Linked DNA regions of Mus musculus: region 2 is linked to region 1. The links are chromatin loops, found by intact Hi-C in ENCODE. Cell type or tissue: heart. All regions are shown on one strand.

Evidence for each region. Hi-C counts contacts between places; a loop is a spot of excess contacts. Peaks named below come from ENCODE experiments on the same cell type or tissue, not always from the same donor. Only the 100,000 strongest peaks of a DNase experiment are listed, where the experiment ranks them.
Region 2: it touches region 1 in a loop (7-fold over the local background); 13 of 42 quality-filtered maps call a loop at or near these places.

What each region holds. Positions count from the first base shown.
Region 1 is chr16:44,864,886-44,872,885 of GRCm38, reverse strand. Cd200r2 (Cd200 receptor 2) reads right to left here and starts at 5,789. Exons shown (of 6, transcript NM_206535.1): 1 at 5,745-5,789. In heart, no CTCF peak of the experiment used is centred here; no DNase peak of the experiment used is centred here.
Region 2 is chr16:44,805,106-44,813,105 of GRCm38, reverse strand. It overlaps the pseudogene Gm19142 and a transcript of Cd200r4 not described here. Among named protein-coding and RNA genes, the nearest start is that of Cd200r4, 12 kb to the left of the region's middle. In heart, no CTCF peak of the experiment used is centred here; no DNase peak of the experiment used is centred here.

The DNA.
Region 1 (8,000 bases):
TTAGATGATTTTCTTCCTCTTCTTCTTCTTCTTCTTCTTCTTGTTCTTGTTCTTCTTCTTCTTCTTCTTCTCCTTCTTTTTCTTCTTCTCCTCCTCCTCCTTTTCCTCTTCCTCTTCCTTCTTTCTTCCTCTCTCTCCCCCCTCCTTCTCCCTCTACCTCTTCTTCTACGTTTTCCTCTACCTTCTCCCCTCTCTCTCAGGATTTTTGTTGCTGGTGGTCAATTCTTTGCTGTCTATTTAATTTTCTAAATTTATTTTTAAAGTTTATATTCATCATTATTTTGGTCTGCTGACATTTCTTCTTAATCTGCTACTGATTGGACAATGATTTCCTTGAACAACTACCATATCTCATAAAAAGCCTTTTCTACTTTTCAGGTGAGTCTTGTGTATCTCTTAAGGAGTTTACACATCTACCTATACTTCCTTTCCTGCTTACCTGAATGTAAGCCACAAGGGGACAACCCAGGGCCTTCTCAGCTCTTTTCAGAGCATGTGTCCAGGCCTAAGTATGTAGATAGAGTTTCAAATCCTCTGCATGTATGGGAAGTTTTTAGGTGTTGGGCTGCTGGGGAAACCACAGGACACCATTCCAAGGGTGGGGAAGGAAAAACACTCTGCAAGGAGGCCAGGGTTGTCTTGTTCTCAGGCTCTCAGACACTCTCCTGAAGCCAAGGGGGTAAAGAGGGGAGCTCCAGAGGTATACAGTCCTTGGCTTGTCAATAGTCAGCTGGCTTGCCTTGGTGGTCATGGCTGGAGGCACAGAGAGGCATTCTATGGAAGATTAGACACCAACTCTTTAAGCAAAAACTTTCTTCATTGCTCCCCAGGGCAGATCACAATGAAAAGAGGCAGCCCATGGTTTTAAGACATTTACTGTCATGGCAGAAAGTGGATGACTAAAAGCATACACCACTTCTCAGGGAGAGCCTGAAGTTAAATACCTTTTTCAGGGAGAAGGGTCTGAAAAGGGGAGTTTATTGGCTATGCCTCCAGGCCTTTAGGTACTTCATTAAAATGAAGCTCTGTATTGAGTCTATGTGACTACAGGTCCTGTCCTCTACCTGTGGAGGGGCTTGGGGTTCTGTTCCTACATGACTGATGGCCACAAATCTATGAAGGGATGCAGTCTCATGCCAAAAGACTGGTGTCCTGGATCCAGGCGAATTGCCTGCAGTTCCTTCATGGTCACCTTGGTTTCTAGCCTTTGCTCAACCAGGAACCAGGCTGCCTTTCATGGTCCTTCAATTTACTTGGTCACAGCTATTCTGGCTGGGATGGAATGGAGCCTCAAAGTGGTTTGGATTTGCATTTTTCTGATAGCTAAAACACGAAAGACAGTTCTTCATGAAAAAGGCTGTTGAGCTTGTTTCCAATGCAGGGGTCACTAGCCAGCTAGGAAGGGGTTGGTAAGCAAGTGAGTTAAGATGCCAACCCTTCCCTTCCTGAAGTTCAGCAGCTCTCCTCTCCTTGTCCATACTGAGTCTCAGAGTTCTGAAAATGTACACCAGGGATAGCTTAATTATTGCCTGGGTGAAAAACCAGTTCTCAGGAGACTTGCTTTGAAATGGATTATGGTCAGTTCTATACTACAGTTTGTGACAACAATTTGCATTTCCCTCCAATCACTGAAGCCCTGCTGACCTCAGAAGCTAAACTCTGCTTCTTTATATTGAAGATAGATAAACTATCTCCTACACAGAAAACCTATTCAATTTCAAGTTGATCACAAGTACCTTTACTATCTTCTTCTTCTTCGTCGTCTTCTGGAACATGTCAGGTTCTCTGGTCTCTGCCCTCCTTCACAGCCAGCTAACCAGTTTCACCATTCCCCACTGCTCTGGACAGCCCTTTAGTCCTTTCTCACCGGCTTCTCTATAAGGCCTCAACATTTACCTACTTACCCACATGGATTTCCTGTTTGCGCTGATGTTATCACAGATATTTACACCACAAAGTAAACCATTTCGTGTAATAGCATTAACTGCATGAGCAAAAAGACCACACGCACATGTAAAGCATGTAATTATTTCACACTTTGAGATCTCTTGAGCACTTTGTTCATTTCTCCTCTGATCCACAAGCAAAGTTGCTCAAGGCTTAAGGGGGCTATATCTTCCTGACATTTGACAAAATAATGTTTAACCTTTTGACACCTCCAAACCGTTTTGATAATCAGTCAGACTTTGGTTTGTTCCTGAGGGTTGGGCCTAATTTGTTTCTGTCACTCAGACTGAGCACTAATCCTGGGGACTCTGCTTTGTCTGATCTCAGTAAATTATAATAAATAGCATCAGAAAAGAAAGAGACACTGTGATCCAGAGTGAACAGTGATGGGATTTACTTTATTCTACCTTAATGTCTATAACAAAGTGTGCAGATCTAAAACAACAACAACAACAACAACAACAAACAAACAAACAAATAAATAAATAAATAGGAAATCAGTGGATGCTTAACATTACGAGCATATAGCGCTTTCACAGAGGACCTGAGTTTGATTCCCACCACCACATCAGATGACTTTCAAGCATCTGTAACTCCAGTGCCAAAGGATCTGACAACCTCTTCTAGCTTCTGCAGATACATGCACATGGTGCACATTCATGCATGCAGACAAATTACACATATACATAAAGTAATAAAATAACTTTTTATCTTTTAAGAAATGAGATCAATGGACACAGTGTGGAGGTGAAAACATAGCTTTACCTTTGTAATGGCAAAAATGACAGGTTTTGAATACTGTTCACAATCTTATTTTTGTGTTTTAAAGAATTCCTTTTGCATTTTCCAATATTATAAAGTTGTTTAATGTGTGTGTGTGTGTGTGTGTGTGTGTGTGTGTGTGTGTGTGTATAGGACCTGGAGAGATAGGTCAGCAGTTAACAGCAGGCACTGCTCATGCAGAAGACCTGAGTTCAGTTCCCAGCACCCATCAGGCAGCTCACAACATTCCCATAACTCCAGCTCCAGGTGATCTGACGCCCTGTTTTGGCCTCTACATGCAAATGCATTCATGTTCACATACACCCACACAAACACACATGCATATGTATAATTAAAAATTTTTTAAATAAATCTTAGGAAATATGGGTAGAAGTACTCCAGACTCATTAAAATAGGTGTTTTATGCACGTCTCCTTTTGTTTTTCATGATGCTTTTAAATTTGTCAAATATCTTGCATTTTATGGTAGCCCAGAGAAATTCTACTAAAATGAAGTCCATCATAGAGAAGCAGATAAAGCAGTTATATTTCAGTTTTCAGTTCACAGTAAAATGAAGTGGAAAGCACAAAGCATTTCTAATACCTCTGTCCTCTACACAAGCATAGACTCCCCCATCATCCACATTTCCAACTATTCGTGGAGACACTGTTGTAATTTGTGGAGCTGGGAGAAGCAGATCATATAAGACAGCCAGAGCCTCAGTCTTTTCTAGACAGCCTGACAATCTATAATAAAACCTGGTCCTCAGCTTAATGATAAAACAACAATTTTTAAAATGACAGGATATCCACAAAGTAACACATTCCTCAACCGACAGTCCTGAGGTACAAGATCAATGATGAGACCTTAAGCTGTTTCAACAAGTTAGATATGCAGTAATAAAAAAATTATACCCATATTTTGTTCTCTGTGTCTCTTGACAGCCAGAACAAACTTCCTTGAAAGTTATATTGTTTCCACTGATTCATAAACTAAGGCTCCAGGACACTTTCTCACTCATGTGTACTAACAAGATATCTGAATATTCCAAAGACTTCTGCTTCACTGTTGTATGATTTATATTGTGGTTTTGACATTTCCCCCTTTGTAGGTTTCTTCTAGAGGAAGATGGTAAGAAATGTCTGAAAGGTACATCCATCTGGTACATCACGGTTCTGGTACATCATATCCAATGAATATGCCACTCACTTCATAAATATTAATAAAACTTCTTTAAAGCTCAAAGCATACAACTCAGGATGCTTCTACGCTGACTGTCTCTGGGACAACCCATCCTAACCTCTTTTGGAGTGCTTGCTGTGCTTTGTTAAATAAATTTTTGTATAACTGTGGGTCTCTTCATTGAATCTTTGCTTTCACAGAGAAAATAACCAGGAGACCCCATAACACCACTAGTGTGGGACATTTGTTATCATGGACAAACCTACCCTGAGAGTTGATTATAATTCAAAGTCTTTAATTCATACTACTGTCCGCTCAGGGATGCATGTGATAAAGAGATTTTTCATCTCAAATTCTGAAATGGTTTTAGTTTCTTGTTCTAGTATAAAACATAAAAATAATTAAAGTGATATTTTATTTAAAATAAAATTTATAGATGAGACTTTTTCATATTATGTGTATGGGTATATTTTGTCTGCATGTATGTTTTTGTACCACACATGTGTGTACAGTGCCTGTAAAGACTAGAAGAGGTGTTAGATCTCCTGGAACTGGGTTACACACAATTGTACTCTTAAGCACTGAAGTATCTCTCCAAGTCTAGTGAAAGCACTCTACATGTATATTCACAGAAAAGCATTCAGCAAATAGTAACAGTGTATGCAACCAATAAAAATTAAGGCACTTGGGTTTGGGTTTTTATGTTTTGCTTGAAGTTCATATAAAAAGCATGTTTCATATTCACAAAAATAAAATGCCATTTAAGAGTAAGAAAATTACAGAGTCTGACCCACCAAACAAAGAACATACAAGGGCTGGACCTGGGCCTTGCCACACAGATATAGCAGATGTGCAGCTTGTCCTGAATGTGGGCCCTGAAAAACTGGAACAGGGGCTAAAGTAATATTTATAATAGGTAGGGAAATCGTGTTTCTCAATGACTGCTAAAAGTAGGAATGTGTTTACATCAAAAAGAATGGCTCTGTGAGGTCATCAGGGGGAGCCCTCAACCTAAAGCTCCTCAGGCCCTCTGCTCTGCTCACGTTGACTCCCACTGTCTTTACTCCTCAGCACACAAGCAACTTCATGACTCTACACTTCTTCATATGTTAGCATCATAATTTATAATGCCCTCTTCTTATTATATCAGAATTGAAGCCTGAAATTTACAACAGACTTCCCAAAGCAATCTCTAGATCCCCCCCCACACACACACACACAATCATACATTAAGCACTACACATATAAGTCTACAAATCTACTACATCAGTCCACCAGAGATATGTCAAAACTATAATTTAAAAATAACAGAAGAGGTATAAAGCCACAATAAAATAATACATGATTACAATAATTTAAAGGAAAAATAATAAAAGAACTATTTTGTTTTTAGAAACAGAGTTATGAAAGTTAATTCTCAATGACATCAGCAGGCTGGAGACCATAGAAAAGAAATCCATTATTAGTAATTAAATGGAAATAATTGTGTGTGCCTCTGGGTATTTAGAAATAAATGCAAAGCCATAAGAGAATAGGATTCCCGTTTTTCTAAAGGAATAAATTTAATTCCTATTAGAAGGGCATAAGTCAACTGAAGGTATTCACTGCATTATATACCACACTCCAATTCTTTAATGAATCAATTTAGGAATCTAATAGAAGAGAAAGTAAGAAGAGAATTGCTCTAAGGCCAATCTCAGTGGGACATCAGGAGAAGAAAAACAGGAAAGAGGTTCTGAAATAATTGAAAAGAAGAGCAGAAGACAATTCTAAGTCAGTTTGAATTTTGGAAGAGATAATTCAGTGAGTGAAGAACTTTTAATAACTAGGTCCATAAATGCCAGTCTACTTACCGGTCATCAGACTCTTGCTCCAAACCAATGACAACGAGCAGAGCAGATCTGTCTGGCTATGTGTGCCCTTTGCAGTCACATCTTGTGACTTTCCTCAATACTGCAATTTCCTCCTGTGGTCTAGAGCTACACATTTGGCTTTCATATGCTATTCACATATACTGCAATGCTGTCCAGCCCTCAGAAAGGTGTGACCTCAAGAGGTGTCAAAAACAAGGACAGAAAATTATTTCCAGCTCTAGTTTTTAAAAAGCAAGAAAGCTAGTGAATAGAAACTAAGGATAATTAGTGAACCTGAATTAAAGAGCTTAGACTCTGGAGAAAGACATCTAGCTTCAACCTCTACCACAACTGTGTCCTAAACTGTGACTTGAGCAATATTGTTGATTTTTAATATATTAGCTATATAGAGAAGGAATTGACAAAAAAAAAAAATACTTTACAATTTCTCACAATATGGTATTTCTCATAAGGTATGTCTTGTGCTGGAATTCTCGTTTGTAGGTCTAGATCCATTCCCCAGCTTTCCCAGTCCTTCTCTGTGACTCTGAAGGGGATTCATTAGGAGCACTGGCAGAAAACTCACAGTAAATGTAGGTAGGTCAACAGGTAGGAAGAAAGTCAGGTCACAATATTGCTCCTGTTGCGATGCCACATTGAATGTCACTACTGTGACCAATTCAGCTGGGCACTGGAGCAGGGATGTGGAGATCAGATAAAAGAAGATCTCCCGGATTCCTGGTCAGTCAGTTCCATTGAAATATCAAACTCGAGAAGCTAACAGCTTCTGGAAAAGGTGAGAGCCACAGAGCTTCTGAGGCAGCGCCATTTTCGGGCTCCAGACATCTGGCCACCATCCCGGGAGGCCAGAGGACAGGTGTCTGCCCGGCCCAGTAGGCTTTTGCCTCAGGATCAACAGAAGCCATCTTAGTTCCTGGACTTGACAGACAGTAGTCTGCACAGGTGAGAGTGTGGACTACAGAAGCTAACAGCTTCTGTGACAGGCCAAAGCAACACAGCTTCTGGGAAAGGTCCTGTTTTGGGCCTTCATCTTTGGCCAGGAGGAGGTCTAAACGCCACATAACTGTGCACCTTCCCTGTAAGAGGAGAGCTTACCTGCAGAGACTGTTCTGACAATGAAACCTCAGAGGAGAGATCTAGTCTCCCAGGTCTGCAGATAGAGGGTAACAGAATCACCAGAGGAACAATCTCTAAACAGAGACAACTATAACAACTAACTCCAGAGATTACCAGATGGCAAAAGGTAAACGTAAGAATCTTACTAACAGAAAGATCCAACAAAGATAGAGAACTTCAGACCAATTTCCCTTATGAATATAGATGCAAAAATCCTCAATAAAATTCTCACTAACCGAATCCAAGAACACATTAAAGCAATCATCCATCCTGACCAAGTAGGTTTTATTCCAGGGATGCAGGGATGGTTTAATATACGGAAATACATCAACGTAATCCAGTATATAAACAAACTCAAAGACAAAAACCACATGATCATCTCGTTAGATGCAGAAAAAGCATTCGACAAGATCCAACACCCATTCATGATAAAAGTCCTGGATAGATCAGGAATTCAAGGCCCATACTTAACCATGATAAAAGCAATCTACAGCAAACCACTAGCCAACATCAAAGTAAATGGTGAGAAGCTGGAAGCAATCCCTCTAAAATCAGGGACTAGACAAGGTTGTCCAGTCTCTACATACATATTCAACATTGTTCTTGAAGTCCTAGCCAGAGCAATTCGACAACAAAAGGAGATCAAGCGGATACAAATTGGAAAAGAGGAAGTCAAAATATCACTTTTTGCAGATGATATGATAGTATATATAAGTGACCCTAAAAATTCCACCAGAGAACTCCTAAACCTGATAAACAGCTTCGGTGAAGTAGCTGGATATAAAATTAACTCAAACAAGTCAATGGCCTTTCTCTACACAAAGAATAGGCAGGCAGAGAAAGAAATTAGGGAAACAACACCCTTCTCAATAGTCACAAATAATATAAAATACCTTGGTGTGATTCTAACTAAGGAAGTGAAAGATCTGTATGATAAGAACTTCAAGTCTCTGAAGAAAGAAGTTAAAGAAGATCTCAGAAGATGGAAAGATCTCCCATGCTCATGGATTGGCAGGATCAACATTGTAAAAATGGCTATCTTGCCAAAAGCAATCTACAGAATCAATGCAATCCCCATCAAAATTCCAACTCAATTCTTCAACGAATTAGAAAGAGCAA
Region 2 (8,000 bases), 60 kb after region 1:
CCAAAATGGGTGAGGAAGGGGAGGAAGGGAAAATGCCAGCAGGCTACTTGCTTGTGCATGTCTCTTTAATTCCACCAATGCTGTGATGCCATCTGTCTAATCAGTCAGTATGGGTCTTTCTTATCAACTAAGCTAGGAAAGCCCTTAGAGATACCTCAATCTCCGGGAGATACTAAATCCAGCCAAGATGAAAATGAAAGTATCTTGAAAGTCAGTAAGAAAAAGAAAGAAAAAGTAAAACCAACGAGAAACTTGCTACCCCCAAAGAAGAACCCGGAAAACATTTCAGTTTTGTAAGCTAAAGTAATATGTACAATAGGTAGAAAAATCCTATTTCTCAATGAATGCTAAAAGAAGCCTTGTGTTTATATCAAAGAGAATGGCTCTGTGAGGTCATCAGGGGGAGCCCTCAACCTAAAGCTCCTCAGGCCCTCTGCTCTGCTCACGTTGACTCCCACTGTCTTTACTCCTCAGCTCACAAGCAACCTCATGACTCTATGCCTCTTCATATGTAAGCATCGCAATTTATAACGCCCTCTTGTTACTATATCAGTATTAAGGCCTGAAATTCACAACAGACTTCCCAAAGCACTCTCTAGATCTCTCCACATACACACAACACACACACATAAACATATATTAAGCACTACAACTATAAGTCTACAAATCTACTATATCAGTCCACCAGAGATAAGTCAAAGCTATAATTGAAAATAAGAGAAGAGGTAAAAAGTCACCCTAAAATAGTACATGATTATAATGATTTAAAGGAAAAACAATAAAAAAACTATTTTGGTTTTAGAAATAGAGTTATGAAAGTTAATTCTCAAGGATAATAGCAAGCTGGAGACCATAGAAGAAAAATCCATTACTAGCATTAAATGGAAATGACTGTGTGTGCCTCTGAGTATTTAGAAATAAATGCAAAGCTGTAAGTGGATAGGATTGCCATTTTTCTAAAGGAATAAATTTAATTCCTATAGAAAGGGCATAAGTCAACTGAAGGCATTCACTGCATTATATACCACACTCCAATTCTTTAATGAATCTATTTAGGAATCTAATAGGAGACAAAGTGAGAGGAGGATTGTTCTGAGGGCAATCTCAGTGCAACATCAGGAGAAGAGAAACATGAAAGTGGGTCTGAAATAATTAGAAAGAAGAGCAAATGAAAATTCTAAGTCAGTTTGAATTTTGGAAGAGATAATTCAGTGAGTGAAGAACTTTCAATAACTGGATCCGTAAATGCCAGTCTACTTACCCGTCATCAGACTCTTGCTCCAAACCAATGACGAGCAGAGCAGATCTTTCTGGCTATGTGTGCTCTTTGCAGTCAGATCTTGTGACTTCACTCAGTACTGCAATTTCCTCCTGTGGTCTAGAGCTACATATTTGGCTTTCATGTGCTATTCACATATACTGCAATGCTGTCCAGCCCTCAAAGGGTGTGACCACATGAGGTGTCAAAAACAAGGACAGAAAATTGTTTCTACCTTAAGTTTTTAAAAAGCAAGAAAGCTAATGAATAGAAACTAAGGATAATTAGTGAACCTGAATTAAAGGGCTTAGACTCTGGAGAAAGACATCTGGCTTCAACCTCTACCACAGCTGTTTCCTAAACTCTGACTTGAGCAATATTGTTGATTTTTTAATACATTAGCTATATAGAGAGGGAATTGACAAAAAAAAACTTTGCCAATTTCTCATGACATCTTATTTCTCATAAGGTATGTCTTGTGCTGGAATTCTCGTTTGTATGTCTAGATCCATTCCCCAGCTTTCCCAGTCCTTCTCTGTGACTCTGAAGGGGAGTCATTAGGAGCACTGGCAGAAAACTCACAGTAAATGTAGGTAGGTCAACAGGTAGGAAGAAAGTCAGGTCACAACATTGCTCCTGTTGAGATGTCACATTGAATGTCACTACTGTGACCAATTCAGCTGGGCACCGGAGCAGGGATATGGAGATCAGAGAAAAGAAGATCTCCCGGGTTCCTGGTCAGTCATTCCCTTGAAATATCAAACTCTTGTTTTGATGAAAGACCCTTCCCCCCACCTAAAAAAAAAATAGGGAAGAGTAATTTAGGAAACTACTTTTGGACAGTCTGTGGCCTCCATGTGAGAACTGCATACACATACATACACCTCATACATATACACATATTAACATATATATATGTATATATATATACATATACATATACCATGTACATGACATATATATGATATATATACAAAAATCCATACATTTTTTTAAAATAAAATATTGCCCCCCAAGCAGCCATTAGCTACCTATACCTTTTTACAGAGAGATAGCACCTTATGATCCCCTAAACCTTCAAGAACCATGTTTTGATATTACCAATCTTGTATAGGTCTTATCCAAGTAATCACAGTGCTGTCTTAGTTAGGGTTTCATGGCTGTAAAGAGACATCATGACTATGGCAACTCTTACAAAGGAAAACTTTTAATTTGGGCTGCGTTACACTTTCAGATGTTTAGTCCACTATCGTCATGGTGGGAAGCATGATAGCATGTAGACATGTGTGGTGCCGGAGAGTCCAGAGTTCTACATATTGATCCACAGACAGCAGAAATATGTTTCTAACTGAGTATAGTCTGAGCACTCATAACTTTAAAGCCTGTCTCCACAGTGACACACTTCCTCCAACAAGACCACACCACCTATTAGCGCCACTCCCTGTGGTCAAGCAATTGGCCCAGCCCCAACTAATTGTTAACGAAGACCAAAGTGTGGACACTTTGCTCATTCTTAGAATTGGAAACAATCACCCATGGAAGGAATTACAGAGACAAAGTTTGGAGCTGAGACAAAAGGATGGTCCATCTAGAGACTGCCATATCCAGGGATTCATCCCATAATTAGCCTCCAAGCGATGACACCATTGCATACACTAGCAAGCCTTTGTTGCAAGGACCGTGATATAGCTGTCCCTTGTGAGACTAGGCCGGGGCCTAGCAAACACAGAAGTGGATGCTCACAGTCAACTATTGGATGGATCACAGGGCCCCCAATGGAGGAGCTAGAGAAAGTATCCAAGGAGCTAAAGAGATCTGCAACCCTATCGGAGGAACAACATTATGAACTAACCAGTACCCCAGAGCTCTTGACTCTAGCTGCATATGTATCAAAAGATGACCTAGTCGGCCATCACTGGAAAGAGAGGCCCCAGTACAGGGGAACGCCAGGTCCAAAAAATGGGAATGGGTGGGTAGGGGAGTGGGGGGGGGGACTTTTGGGATAGCATTGGAAATGTAATTGAAGAAAATACGTAATAAAAAAAAAGAAAAAAAAGAATTTTGATCACAGTGCCTTTTCACAGCAATGAAACCCATACTAAGACAGAAGTTGGTACTGGGAACTGGGATATTGCTAACCATGTTTCTGATAGAGGGAACGTGGATTTGGTGACTTTAGATTAGGAAGGCAGTAAAATGTTTTAAGTGAGCATTAATGGGTTGTGAGGCAATGGGCTATGCACAGACAGGCTAGTCTACAGTGTTGTTGAGGCATGAACCCCGGTGAAACCCAGTGGTGGTGATTCCCACCTACGTGGGATGGAAGGCATTCCCTCATGTCTCCTGGACCCCTGGCTCCTGTCGAAGTTGACCACAGGAAAGGCTCATGGCTTTTAGTCACACAGACAATGTCCCAAGCTTCTGACCTTCAGGCTACACTCTTCTCAGTTACCTAGCAACAGTAAGATAACAATCCCACTATAAGAGGGGCTGCTTGGCCTCACCTCGTTCTCTCCCACCTTATTCTCTCTCTCTCTCTCTCTCTCTCTCTCTCTCTCTCTCTCTCTCTCTCTCTCTCTAAGCTTTCTTACTCTCTAGCCTTTCTTCTCTCTCTCCTTTTCCCACTTCTCTCCTCTTGGCCATGGCCCATCTCTCTCTTTCTACCTTTTCTCTTTCCCCCTGCCTTTGTGCAATAAAGCTCTAAAACCATAGACTGTCTCTGTTCAAGGCCTGGACTAAGGACTCTTGCCTGTGTGGGAACCTATCTCCCGCTGCCCTCTTTCTGTATCTCCTATTCTGTTCTCAACTCCTCTGCCATATCCAGCATGGGATGCTGGAGACTGAGAACCTGGTACCAGGGACTGCCCCTTGTCCACTCCCCACTGTGTGGGGTAAGTGGCTTCACATAGCCAGATGCCCACCTTGGGCCAAGTGAAAAGCATCTGGCAATCCTCCTGAGTCCACCTGCCCAGAGCACAGGAACTCTGGCCAGACAAGGGCACTCTCCCTCTCCCCTCTTCCCCCACATCCTCAACCCCACAATGAGTCACACTAGAAGGAAAATGGAAGACAGTGGTGTTGAGTGTGATTTGAATGGGCAGATTAAAGGGGTTTCAGATGGGAAGAATTTTAGTGTGTTGCCTACAGATCATCCTTGTGATATTTTGGAGAAGAATGTGTCTGCTTTTTGCTCTTGACCAAAAAGTTTGCCAGAGGCTAAGTTGAAGAGATTTAGATTAATTGCATTAGCAAAAGAAATTTCAAAACAGCCTAGTATCAATTCTGTCCTATGGTTCACTGTTATGAAGAGCACTTAATGAGTGCAAGTTGAGCAAGGAAAAATACAAAATGTATGGATCAAGAAGTAAAGGGCCACAGAGAAATGTAATGAAGCTAAATCCTGTGTTCAAAGAAATATACTTCAACAATATTAAATGGGATTAAGGGAGTGGTGACCTCAAAGGAAATATCCTACTCAGCTAAGCTTCCATCTTGTGAAAAAGAATTAAAGAAAAGCTTAGGTCCAGACCTGGTGATGCACACCTTTAATTTTAGCACTCAGAAAACAGAGGTATGCAGATCTCTGAGTTGAAGACCACTGTGCTTTATAGAGCAAGGTCCAAGACATCCAAGCTTAGGCAGTGAAGGAAGCCATTAAAAGCAGAAAGGTGGTGAACATGTAATTCAAAAAGGGTCTGTGTCCTGCCCCAACAAGCAGCAGAACTTGGCAGTTTCAGCCATGTGGTCCTGACTTTAGAATCAAATACAGAAAGGAAAAAAAAAAGGACATTAAGGAATTTCTCTTTGGAACTAAGAAAAGTTGCTGAGGCAAGGTGTGTGGCTGGCGGGTCCCTAGATGGAGGCCTTGAAAGGTCATTGTGTGAAGCTGTGAAGATGAACCCTGGATTGCCTTGGAAACCTTAAGATGTCTGTGAAGCCATTGCCATCTCAGCAGGACAACAGATGGGAAAGCTGCTCACTGTGAGTGGAACCAGACCAAGAGAAAGAAGTGTTTTGCAATTATTCAACCATAGGTACTGCCTGTGCCTTTAATGGTATAATAACTCTTTTATATTTGGTATTCACATTTTCATATACCCAAGGTTTCTATCAATATCTGTCTTATGTCAGTGTCTGATATGACTTTGTTCACAACTGAGACTAATCTTTGTAAAAATAAAAATAATAATAATGATGATGATGAAAATAATAATTATAATAATAATAAGTGAAGGAATCTCCAGAGCTTTGTATAATCTTTGTAAATGTGGTAGACCTTTTCTCAGGCTCTTTAACTTTGTATCAAGCTCTTAAGGCAACTAAATAACATTGTTCTAGGGTAGCATCAAAAATTTAATCTGTTAATCTATTTAAGAGTATCACCCTTCACCAAGCACCTGATCTTTTACTATGTTCATTCCCCTCACTCCCTTTACTGCTCAATATTTATGGCTTCTTTACTCCACTTTGTTAACCTTTACAACTTGGACTGACCTCTAGTACAGCTACATTCAATCCCTTCCAGTCTTGAGAGATAATTCTATCTTGAGTAGCCTATTTATTGAGAATTTGTTTCACATAAGATGAGTACATCCCATATGAAATTATGACCTCTTTGAAGTATTTTAGGTCTATCACTCCTATAGAACACCATCCTATCTCATCATTAACTAGTTCCCAACCATTAGCAGGAATGTACTAGGAAATCTGATGATGGTGATGTCATGACCCTAGGCTACCCCTCCTCCCACTCTGGTAGCATGGTTGGTTTGAAATTAAGCCTCTCTCTCAAACATCCTCCCACCTTTTATCTTTCCTCTGATCTAACTGCCCTCCAGCACTGTTTCTTTCCACCTTTCCTCCTGTGGGAAAATCCTGCTTTCTTTCTCAGTCACTAGGACTGAACCTTTTTGTTCTCCCTTTTCTTCTGCTCCTCATCTCCCCAGAAATACTAGTTCCACCTGCAATTTTTCCAGTTGCATAGCCAACTCTGCAAACTTTTCAGAAAACAGAGAGCAGAGTTTACTCTTTTGGCTTACCAATTCATGCATTTTTTTGTTTCTTAGATCCCTCCTTTTCTACCCCAAATTTTTCCAGTTATGTAGCCATTTTCCCAACCTTTTAAAAACAGAAAAGAAGAAGAAGAAGAAGAAGAAGAAGAAGAAGAAGAAGAAGAAGAAGAAGAAGAAGAAGAAGAAGAAGAAGAAGAAGAAGAAGAAGAAGAAGAAGAAGAAGAAGAAGAAGGAGAAGAAGAAGAAGAAGAAGAAGAAGAAGAAGAAGAAGAAGAAGAAGAAGAAGAAGAAGAAGAAGAAGAAGAAGAAGAAGAAGAAGAAGAAGAAGAAGAAGAAGAAGAAGAAGAAGAAGACAACAGAAAAAAATCCTTTCTGGGATCAAAGCAGTGGATATCCCAATTGTAGCAGCCACAACAAAATTTTTGCTGGTTTCTTGGGAAATAATATCTATTCCTTTGTCCCTTGCTGTTTTCTCTATGGCACTGGAAATTAAATTTCCCATTCTGCTTAGCCCATGTTTTGGCATCACATGTACTGGACTTTTGATACTTTGTTGTTTCTTCTTTCTTCTACCATTCTCTACACTTCCAACCCCCTAAAACAAGATAGGAGATAAAAACTGATAGAGAGGAAGTGAAAAGGATCCCTGAGTAAAATCAGAAGTCAGAAAGTAACCAATGTTATCTTCAGGCTACTTAGTGCTTATTAAGAGCATAAAATTCCTTGGGGCAAGTTTGATCTTAACCACCAGGTTATCTAATTTCCTCTTTTTCCTTCTTCTTTGGCCAGGACTACATAATAAATAAGCCAAGAAAAACCAACAAACAACCAACAACCCATCCTGATCCTAAGATCCCTAGCATTTATATCCTCTGAAAAGTCCCCAAATTCCAAACATCACACAACCTGAGGAACTACAAGTTCCTGGCAAAATCATACTCGTGTTAGAGCACAAGTCAAATCACAGATAGCTCTTTTTTTTTCCTTTTTTTTATTAGATGTTTTCTTCATTTACATTTCAAATGTTATCTCCTTTCCTAGATTCTTCTCCAAAAATGCCCTATACCATTTCCATTCCCCCAGTTCCCCAAACCACTCACTCCCACTTCCTGGCCCTGGCATTCCCCTATACTGGGGCCTAGAATCTTCACAAGTCCAGGGGCAGATAAGAGATTGCATGAGGAGTTTACTACCAACAGTATGAGCTTCTGCTCCCATTTTACAACACCCCCACTTGTCCTAGAGACAGGGAGCAGTGAGCATGTTTCCCCACCACCCAACACCATAGGATGGGACTCCTAGACCACAGCCTGCAAAAACCCTAGAAACATGACTACAGAACATGTTAATGGAACTCATACTGAGGAGCCCATGGATACTATTTATCCATTTATAAAATTTTCAGACACTTCTTGATGCTTGTTAACCACAAAAAGTTGTTGGAAATCTAGATGAATTTTACACTGATAAGCTAGTTGCACATGATTTAAATGAAAGAGCTATCAAAGCTTTAAAATAGTTCGGTGGAGATAGTGCAATAACAGTGCTTCAACACTTTAAAGACAGTGATCTTTCTCATGATCCGAACAAAAGTGCCCTTTTTATGTGAAGTCATGAAAACTTGTAAGTGGTGAGAGAAACAGAGACCAAGCTAGTGGACTCTAGTAAAGGACCAGATGAGACAAAGATTAAGTTACTCTTGTGAAGAACAGGCTTCACACTTGATGTGA